Regions from separate parts of the Homo sapiens genome. Here region 2 is linked to region 1. Evidence: chromatin contacts called from ENCODE Hi-C or POLR2A ChIA-PET data. All regions are on one chromosome and are shown on one strand. Each heading gives the region's core, a stretch centred on a gene start or an enhancer-like site at or near the end of the contact. The rest is flanking DNA. Distances are from core to core; before and after follow the strand shown. Region 1 overlaps SPOCK1 (SPARC (osteonectin), cwcv and kazal like domains proteoglycan 1). Region 2 overlaps SPOCK1 (SPARC (osteonectin), cwcv and kazal like domains proteoglycan 1).

Evidence for each region. A loop is a pair of places that touch in the nucleus more often than their neighbours do. ChIA-PET counts read pairs that join two places held with the same protein, here RNA polymerase II (POLR2A).
Region 2: a map of transverse colon shows a loop between it and region 1 (17-fold over the local background). The contact joins two enhancer-like sites. A Hi-C loop is called at or near these places in 3 of 168 maps with a recorded cell type or tissue (MCF 10A, PC-3 and transverse colon). POLR2A ChIA-PET finds 5 or more read pairs at or near these places in 2 of 52 experiments (OCI-LY7 and activated T-cell).

What each region holds. Positions count from the first base shown.
Region 1 is chr5:137,144,273-137,149,348 of GRCh38, forward strand. The region is part of intron 3 of SPOCK1 (SPARC (osteonectin), cwcv and kazal like domains proteoglycan 1); the gene reads right to left. Among named protein-coding and RNA genes, the nearest start is that of SPOCK1, 350 kb to the right of the region's middle. RefSeq lists an enhancer at 1,192-2,391. Within about 2 kb of position 2,224, at least 5 of the 41 ENCODE cell types and tissues checked have a DNase peak (open chromatin) inside an H3K27ac peak, as active enhancers do.
Region 2 is chr5:137,183,285-137,188,544 of GRCh38, forward strand. The region is part of intron 3 of SPOCK1 (SPARC (osteonectin), cwcv and kazal like domains proteoglycan 1); the gene reads right to left. Among named protein-coding and RNA genes, the nearest start is that of SPOCK1, 310 kb to the right of the region's middle. Within about 2 kb of position 3,892, at least 2 of the 41 ENCODE cell types and tissues checked have a DNase peak (open chromatin) inside an H3K27ac peak, as active enhancers do.

The DNA.
Region 1 (5,076 bases), core at 974-3,473:
CCTTAGGCTAACTCCTGTAGACCACCCTCCACTTCTGGAAGCTAACATTTCTTTAAAAACAAAAAACCTCCAACCCAAAATACTAATAAATAAAAACTGTTCGTTATTAAACTCCCTACATACTTAACAATTTGCATACAGAAATCAAGTCTGCTAAAAATCAATTACTGGGGTCTGAATACTTCAAACATGTATGCAAATTATTTAGAGTAAATGAACTTCACAGAGCAACAAAACAGTAACAAATCAAGCTGTCAGCATTTGTTTAATCACCTCGCCGCATTTTGTTTTTGAGAAACAGCAACACTGGGATTGAAAGGGGATGAGGAGTGTGTCATTTCCATTTAAACTCAGGCCTCCCAAATACGTTTTACCTAGCAGCCTCAAGGCTCAGGGTGATGGATGCTCCTGAAAGGCACCCAGCACCAGTACTGGAAAGGACTGTGGCTGCACTTTGAAAAGGGAAGGATAAGAGATCCGAATAATAAGTGGCATTTGAGAGGCCTTTTAATAAGTAGGGGAAACTGTAGGTGAGAAGGTAGGAGAGGCAGCTGAGCGTGACAGCCCTGAGCAGAGTTCAAAGTTTCCTTGTCATGGTGCTATTGATTTCCTGGGGACTTGCTCCAAGTTTCAATCTCTCTCCGCATACAAGGAGTGAGAGGATGCAGACATCCCCAGAGGATGACAAAGCCCTGTGTCTTCTCTACCTCTTCTATCACCAAACCTGCAGGACTCCTGTGGACCCAAACAGGACAGCATCCCTAGCACAGAGCAGGCGCCCACCAAAGGTTAATTTTATCTTTCCCACCTATATGCAGAACTATTCAAGAGTCAACTGGCACCCAGCACAAATCCAATTATTTTTTTCAAAATGACTTTTTACAGAAACCTTTCTCAAGGAACAAACCAAGAATGAATTAATTTAAAGAGATTTGTTAAGCTGTAAAGCATTGAATTCAAAAGCCAGTTAATTACTGGTTCCATGTAACTTTTTTTGATTAATTTTATTTTTAAGCTCACTACTTGGTCTCAATTAAGGTGGTGATATTTTAATTATCTTAATTGTTTCTGAACTTGTTTTTCAGTTCAACGAGTTATTTTTTAATTAGCTACATTGATTTTAAAATCCTGAATCAAGCCTTTGCACTCTTCTTGAGCACATCCTATAGGCTAATTGGCAAAGGGTCATGACACCTAGCACAGCAGAGCTTGATACCACCTCAGAGATGCTCAGATGAGAAGAAGGTTCCATTTTGTGGGGTGGCCCAAAGGGTTCCTCACCTGGGGGAAATCACACACATTTGTGTTTATTCAATTAATATTTACAGAGTATCATTCAGCGTGAAGAATCTTTCTGCAGGCTAAAGGTGAATACAAAGAGGTGAGCAAAAAGATGTTCTTCCAGCTCTCCAGGGGTTCACCGTTGAACATAGGAGACAGGTGAGACAGGTAAGGTACCTAATTCAGCCTTTCAGGGGGTCAGGTGAGACTTCCTGGACAGACTGACATCTATGGAAAAGTAGGTTTAAACCAGATAATAGGATGAGGAAGAACACTCCAGATAACAGGAAGTTGTCTTTCCAGGGGTAAGAAAGTTTGTGGCAGGCTTAAGGAATTCAAGTGTTTCATGAGGCTGGCAGCAGTTGGAGCAAGCCGGTGAGTAAAAAGGCTGGAGAAGAGGCTGAGCCTGGTCCTGAAGGGCCTTGGAGCCACAGGGACCATGCTGGGGAGCCAGGGCCTTTGAGTTCCACAGTGCCTTCAACCCAGCATGCAAGAACCTGTGACCAGACTAAAGTCGGGGGAGAGGGGCAGGAAGAGGGAACCCTAAATATGCATTTTATGTAGAAAGTGGCACTTAGTAAGAACAGACACACTACATATATTCTCGTCCGCCAAATGACAGAGGACATCAGGGCTGAAAGGCCCAGTGGTCAACTCTTAGAACCCCTTTTCTCCTGCCAGGAACCTCCTTCCTCCCTCTCCCCAGGAACACCAAGCCACACAGGATTCCGGGAGGCACAAGATACCTGTTGAGACCAGTAAGCAAAAGATTAATCTAAAACAGCAGCTTGAACTCCTGGCCCACTCTGGTGAGTTCCAGAATCTTCCTCAGGCCAGAGGCCACTCGATTTGCAAAAAGTCCACCAGTTAAAGATGCCTTGTTGTCTCGCTGTTGCTTTTAAGACTGCTCTCTGCCTGAGTCATGCGATCCCAAGGTTCACGTGAAGAGCAGACACTCCCAGTGATTCATTAGGAGTGACTTAATGGACGACTGACAAAGAAATTACACCAAACTGTGAAAACCTCGTCAAGCTATGAGCAGGAACATTTATTGCAGCTTGTCTGTCCCCATGGTAACCCGTGCATGCATCTTGCCTCCCTTGTCTCCAGAGAGGCTTGTTCACCAGCTGACGACAGAGCCTCTCAGAATATAAAATAGAAGATTCTGCCCATAGGATTTTTGCTGTAACCAGAGAAGAATGGCAGCTTGGAAAGCCTCCTCACAATTCTTTCCTTTCATATTCAAGGGGCTGGCCAAGTTCTCCGAGGCCAAACAAAGGGCCTATTAGACATGTGCCTGGATAGGGCAGAGAGCAGAGTGGCATAAAGGTTGGACTCATGCATTTAAGGATTGGGGAATTGGTGGGGAGGGACACAGGACAGACAGAGACAAAGAGGCAGAGGAGAGAAAGATGAGTCTGACCAAAGATAGCCCTCCTGGGAAGAGACCTTTTCTTTCCCCTTTAAACTGAGGTCCTGGGGACTTCTTTCTGTGTCAAAGATAAAAGCATCTTCTCTGTTACATTATTTGTGTATGTGTGTGTGTGAGGTGGGGGAGAGGGTTATAAATTGATAACAGCCTTTTTTGGGGGTCAATTTTTTGGTTGTGCCCTTAAATGATAACAATTGTTAAATGTAGGTAGATGGGTGTATAGCAGTTTATAGTATCCTCTCAACATTTTGGTATACATAAAAATTATAACAAGAGAAAAGGGAAAAAAGAAACATCCTATGACCCAGCAAGTGAACATATTAGGCAAAAATGTTCATCTTAATAATCTGTAATAAGGGAAAATTATAACACTTTGAATGTCCATCTGTGTTAGTCTGCTCGGGCAGCCATAATGAAAGTACCACAGACTGGTGGCTTAAACAACAGAAATTTATTTTCTCACAGTGCTGGGGACTAGAAGTCTGAGATCAGGGTGCCAGTAAGGTGAGGTTCTAGGAGGGCCCTCTTCCTGGCTTGCAGCCAGCCAGCTTTTTGCTACGTCCTTACATGGTCTTTCCTCGATGCAAGCACTTGGAGAGACAGAGAGCCAGCCCTCTCTCGTGTCTCTTCTTATAGGACACTTATCCTATCAGCTCAGGGCTCCACTCTTTGGACCTCTTTTAACCTTAATTACTTTCTTAGAGGCCCCCTCTCCAAATACAGACATCCTAGGAATTGGAGCTTCAACGTGGGAATTTGAGGGGGATAAAAACATTCAATCCAGAACACCAACTGTAGGGAAATGGTTTAGTTAATAACATAATACATTTTTTAAACATCATGCAACTATTTTACAGAAACTAGTAGATCTATATTTGGTAACATAGGTAGATATTTATGATAAATTAAGTGAAAAGGCAAGTTGAAGATGAGAAAACCAATTTGAAACGGTAAAGTAACTTCCCAGCACCATAAAGCCTTAATGGCAAAGCCAGTACTCAGAACCAGACCTGCCTTCTTCCAAAAGAAGCGCCTTTCCCTTCCCTACCCTTCCTCTCCGGACAGCCACAGCCTCTGCCCCACTCACAGACCAGGGCCCTCAGTTTCTCCTGATTGCCCTCTATCTCATATCCTGTCTGCAGCAAGGAGACAATGACAAGCCATGACCATGGCCAGGGTCCAGAGCAGGTGTCCAGCCCTGGGTGATCTTGGCATGTGTCTCTGAGATGAAGGAGTTAAGGACTACCCACTACTGAGAGTGTCTGGGAATTGCTTGGCCCCTCTGCTCACATGCAAAGCAAGACATTATGAGCAACCACTGATAAGCCCAACATGGTAATTTACATGTCCTGATCATTAGAAAAGAAGGCGTTAAGAGGGGTCTGCCAGAGCAGCTGTGGAAATGTGTGTCATAAAATCAACAACCACAAAATTTTATTAGCCTGGGCAGCCAAGCCTCCCTTCTCAAAGCTATCATCTCACATTTTCCCTGCTCCCCAGCTGCTCTGACAAGGACCCTCACTCAGCATTTCCATCAAGAAATTGATTTCCCTTTGAAAGTGTGATGGGAGTGGAAAGAGGAAGTAGAAGGAAAGGGGGAATTAAATAGAAAGGAAGGGGAGGGAGAACATTACATACTCTGTCACCCAATTAGGGGGCTGACATGGAGACAATGACAACGACCAACTATAGAATAATGTACTATTATCCTAATTCAACAATAAAGAAACTGATACAGAGATCAGATCATTCTTAATTTACCAACTGGTAACTGACAGAGAAATGTTAAGCCTGTTTGTGGTCACACAGCCAGTGAGCCTGGATTTTAATCTTGGCGAGTCTCACACCAAGGCTGATACTTGAAGCCACTAAGCCACTAATGAAAATAACTTCTGATGGGGATAAAGGTGATGATTAAAGTGTCAAGCAGCAATGTATCACACCCCTCTGTCCACCTTCCCCAAGATTCATGTTACCCAGAAGACCTCATAAAAAAAGACTTCCTGTGAAAAAAAAAGATTGAGCTATCAGAAATCAAAGCCAAATTGCTGGCTATCTTAATAAGCTTGTATTACTTTTATAATGAATACAAAAGTGCGAGCTGCTTTTAAAGGCAATGCTGCTGTCCTGTGAACTTAACTCCCTCTGACTTAAGAAACAATAGTGACCAGGTGAACTGACTGTGGTTCCTTCCGTGAGGGGTTTCTGTGAAGTGTGCGTATGTTCCACACTGCTAATGGGGAGATGCATGAAGCCCAGCGCAGCATGGGACAGGGCAGTGTAGGCAACAGGAGCTGAGAATGGCCTGGCCTCTAAGTAGAGAAAAAGATATCATCCACAGAGAAGTCTTCACCTTCTCATCC
Region 2 (5,260 bases), core at 2,642-5,141, 41 kb after region 1:
GGGGTCACAGAAAGATGAATGGCTAATTCAACAAAGAAAAAAGTCAGGAAAAAAGTCTATAAAAGGGGCATGGAAGACATCCTGGCCTGAAAACCATGGTTCCCTGTTTAGAAAGTTATTGGCCTTAAAGAGGATGAAGAGAGATCAGGGTAGAAAGTTTATTCAAGGAAATAACAGTGTAAGTGTCTGGGTCAGTGGTTCTCAAATCCAACTTCACAACAAAATATTGATTCCTATATCTCACCTTCTGAAATTAGAATCTTGGTGGTTGTGACCAAGATTCTGTACTTTTAAGTTCTCCAGAGGACTTTTGCAGCCTGTTTGGCACTGGTCTAGGGGTGGGACCTGGTAGCCACTGCTGTGGGTCATCAGCTACCTGGAGAACACTAGAGGCAGCCCAGGGAAGGCTGAGAGAGCCTCAATCTCTCGAAAGGCTAGCTGTGAGTCCAGTTTCCAGCCCTCGCTGGCTGTGTAGACGTTGGCAAGTTGCTTAGCCTCTCAGGAACTCCTCATCAGCAGGCAGGAAGGCACAGAGGTAGAGAATCAGACTGCCTGGATTAAAATTCCAGCTCCATTCTTTCCCAGGAGGATGACTTGCTTAAAGTCACCCATCCCCCTCTATGCTTTAGCTCCCTTTATTTGTAACACAGAACTGTGACTATTATCTATCGCATAGGAGACAATCCAGCCAACACACTTAGCACAGTGGCTGATGCCCGACATTATTGACTGCTTCTGTGCTATTATGATTGTCAGCAACAATTGCTAAGGTGTGGCCTTAGGATTTAGTCCAGTGACCACAAGCAGGAGGATTCTCCAGGACAAGAACAAATTTTACCAATTTTTAAGTGTAGTTTTGCTTTCCTCAATGACCATGTAAAGTAGGCTTTTGCAGTGAGCATCTGAGCTTCAGCTTTCTCCCAAGGGCATACGGCTCTGTTTAAGAGGCTAGCCAAATAAGCACACAGTAGACATGATTCTGATAACCAGAGTCAGAGGAAACCAATGAGGCACAAGCCTGGTTCAGGGGCATCTCAGCTCCTCTCATGGACAGATCCTAGCATCCAGCCACAGGAAGCCTTCTCTCCCCTGGGCCCACACATGTTACTCCTGACCCAGATTGTTGGGTCTGTCCTCGCCCCAGAATGTCCCATCAGCTCCTGGAATCTGCTGCCCAGCACGGGCAAAGCTTTTCCATTTGGGAGAAGGTAAAGACCACCCTCCCTAAGCTGCTGGGCAAGTAGCAGAGGTTCTGGCCAGAGCTCTGCAGAGTTTCAAGTAAAATAAATACCCATGTCCATGAGTCGATGAAATCACAAGGGGCATCTGGACCTTCACAGCCCAGTGCAGAGAATATTGGGGCAGCCACATCACAACCCAGCTCAAGGAATGAGGATGGAAGGCACAGAGCACAAGACAACGGACTTCTTCATGAGGATCAGAAACAGGTGCATGCATCCCAGCCTCTCTCCAACTCCTCCATCACCCCCTCCTGTTCCCCACCCTCAATGCCCCCTCTCCCTCCTGACCCTTGCTCTCAATGCCTCTCTAGGAGGCCCTGGAATTGCAGCTCCCTCTGAGCCCTGCCCCTCAAATGTTCTCAAGCTTGGCTCCTTCTCATCCACATGTCCCCGCCTCAGAGATGCCACTCCTCACCACACTGTCCCTGTCATTCTCCATCACTGACACCTGCTGATTCCCTGTGCAGAACTTAACTACGCTTGAGACTATCTTGTCTGTCTTGTTGACCACTGTATCCAGCACCTAGCACAGCAAATGGGGCAGAGAGAATGAATGAAATGACAAACAAAAGGAGGAACAGGGTGAAGTCAGGGCAGAGAGAGGAAAAAATGGAAAGGGTCAGTTGGGAGAGGGGGAGGGAAGAAGAGTTGGAGAAGGTGAAACAGAAAAGAAACTGCCTCTTTTATATCCTGGGTGGCCAGAGACTTTTTTATTTCTTATTCTCTTTCCTTTGGAGGCCTATGAAGGGATTACACAGGTTACACTCCATTCATTTCAAATTTACTTGCTCCAAGACTGAGGCCAGAAGAACCTGCCACCAGAAGATAGCCACCAGCTGCCCCTCACCACCTGTCACCAGAGCTGAGCTGCAGGTCATGAGCTGAGGCAGGACCCTGGAACTCCTCTCACAGATGGCTTGGTTCTAGCACCAAAGGAGTCTCAGCAATTAGTTTAATTTGTTGCATTTCTCTTTTTAATTCAGGAAATAGAAACGGACGAATTAGCTACACTTGTATGACTTTAATACCTGACAGCTTTGTAGCCATCACTTTTCCATCTAGGGCCTTCTGAGGCTCCTAAGTCTTAATAAAATAAAGAAATAAATAAAATCTTCAGAAGGAATGCAGAGAACATGGTGGGATGGGCATGAGATTAGGTGATGGACTACCGTGGTGCCAGGGTGCCGAGAGGAGGCTGTCTCACCAAGGGGCAGAAAACAGATGTGAGCCAGGCTGGCATCTAAGGAGGCCCCTGCAGGACCACAGAGAAATACTGCACAGGGAAGATGCAAGCTGTGTCTCTGCTAGATAAGGCCTTTCAAAGTACATCTTGGTAATTGAAAACAAAATGAATGTGGTATTGCTACAAGACAGGCAGTAACAAAATACAGTGCTCCATCCTGATAAGCCATGAGAAACGAAGTCTTCTAAAGGGGCAGAAGCGGGAAAGGCAGCGTATCGAAACAAATTCCCTTTGAGACCAAATTTATCTGTGCCACAGAATAGAGATGGTTATTGGGAATCCAAAAAAATTCCTGTCCTCACAAGCACAAAGCCTTCTGAAAATCCTGATCTGGAGGTGGGACAGCTGAATAGACTTGAGTCACCCCGTCTTTAACAACTCTCAGTCCCATATCCCCCTTCAGATATTTTCCTCTCTCATTGTCCTTTCACAGCCAACCTTCTTGAAGGAGTTGGTGGAGAAGTAGTACTGCTGATCATTGAGATAATGTACATGATCAGTACATGATCACAGAGATATGCTAAGTTGAGCAGAACACTTTTATGAGCCACCCTTCCCTTTGCATAGGCCCGTTTGGGGTATAGGGGGATTGCATCAATGGCTAGACAGTGACATAAGGGCTAGGACTGCTCCTGCTCAGCCATCTGTTTTGGATTTCATCCACTGTCACCAGCATTGTCTTGGAAGGACTCAATTCCACTCAAAGAAAACATCTTCAAAGCCCTGGACCAAACTGGACAAGATAACATCAGTAACTTTCCTCTAGCTTCACAAGGCAATGGGAAGGGGACAGAAGACATGGGGCTTAGGAGGACATAACAGTTATTGTGTCTTTATGAAATTTCATTTGCTGGGTTGGATTTATATAAGGGCTATCTGACCCAAGTGGAGCCAAGACTTCCAGTCTGTGAGCCAGGTGTTCTCTGCACTCCTTTCAATTATCTCAGGATTCCCAAACGTCCAGCCTGGGAGGCACAAGGCAGTGAGCTAGGTGCTGGTCTCCATCCAGTGTATAGCTACTGTCTTCACTGCCTCGCTTCCTCCCCTTGGCTTCCCTCCCTGTCACTCCACTTCACAAAACTGTTCTCACCAGAGGACCAATGACCTCCAGGCCATTAACTCCAAAGGCCACATCAACATCTTCATCTGGCCTGGCTCTCAGAGCCCCTTGGCCCCTGATCATGTCTCCCTCCCTCCTGAATGTGTTACTCCCTGTAGTTTCTGTGATATTGTGACATTGCCCCATCCAGTCCACGTCCCACCTCTCTGGCAGCTCCTTGGTCTCTTTGTAAACTCTCATCCCTCTTGTTATTCCTTATGCTTTGCTGTTCCTTGGGGTCCTGCCCTAGGTTATCCCTCTGTCCCACTCCCTGAAAGGATAATGCAGCATGCCGCCCACTCCATGGCTACAAATACCAGCCTCATGCTGACGACTCCCAGACATTTCTCTAGGCCCGACCTCAACCCTGAGCTCCAGGCTCATCTGTCAGCAGCCTGCTTCTCCTCCTCCCCAGGGTGATTCACTGGAAACAGAGCAGCAAGCTGGGGCCAGTGTTTACCTCATGCTTTCTCTTTCTGTGTTCATGTCTTCTTTCTACATTCCTTATCTAGTTAACAAAGCCAGAAACTTAGTCATTTAGAGTGTTGTCCTTTCTCTCCCCACATCTCAATTCACCCTTCTACCCTCTAGTTACCACTCCAATCAGACCCCTTCTCCAGCAACCTATCATAATTTCTCATCTATAGCAAATACCTCCTTACTGAGGTGTTCCTGGGTTCAAGCTTAATCTCCCTCCCATTTGCCATTGTTATCTACCCCCAACGCAACTGTAACTCATACATGTATGGAGTACCCAGCGTGTACCAGGCACTGTGCTGGGCACTATGGACACAACGGTACGCTCACTCTAGGCATGCTCCTGGTGGCTGTCACTGCTAAACAAGACAGGAACCATTAAAATTCAATATGTTAATAGGAGAAATCTGTGTATAGTTATGTGGGAGCCTAAAAAAGAGAATGATAAAGCTGTTCAGGTCACTTCCCCTCAGCAACTCTCAGTGATTTCCCTGCAGATGCCCTCAAAAAGCTACCAGTAGTGGTGTTCTGACACATGGAAGGGTTATGATCCATTATGAGATAGCCAAGTAATTAGTTAGCATAAATTAGTGGAAGTAACAATGGCTCAAGAACGGGAGTTTTTAGAAGGTTATCCTTCCACCCCTTGGAGCAAATATAAGGTTGTCTGATAAGAACACATCTCTTGCTTAGCAGCAGTGTAGAGAAGAGGAGTTACAATCCTATTAGGTGAGCATCAGCCCAGGCAAGTCCACAGGACATCCTGAGTCAGGTGAATCATGGCAGAAGAAAGGTTGGGAGCTCTTACTATGCTATCCAAGATCCCACGTATGTGGCCCCATTCTTCCCTATCTTACACCTGCCCCCAACTTGCCGCTTGCTCCAGCCACACGTGGCCACCACTTTCTGCCTATACAGCATATCTTATCTTATGGCGCTTTGCTTATTGAACTTCTCAGATCTTGCATTTTTTACTCATTGAAGGTTTGTGGCAACCTGAGTTGAGCAAGTCTATTGGCATCATTTTTCAAACAGCATGTGCTCACTTTGTGTCTCTGTGTCACATCTTGGTAATTCTTGAAATATTTTAAACTTTGTCATTATCATTATATGTATTAGGGTGCTCTGTGATCAGTGATCTTTGATGTTACTATTGTATTTGTCTTGGGGCACTATGAACCACATGTATATGAGATGGTG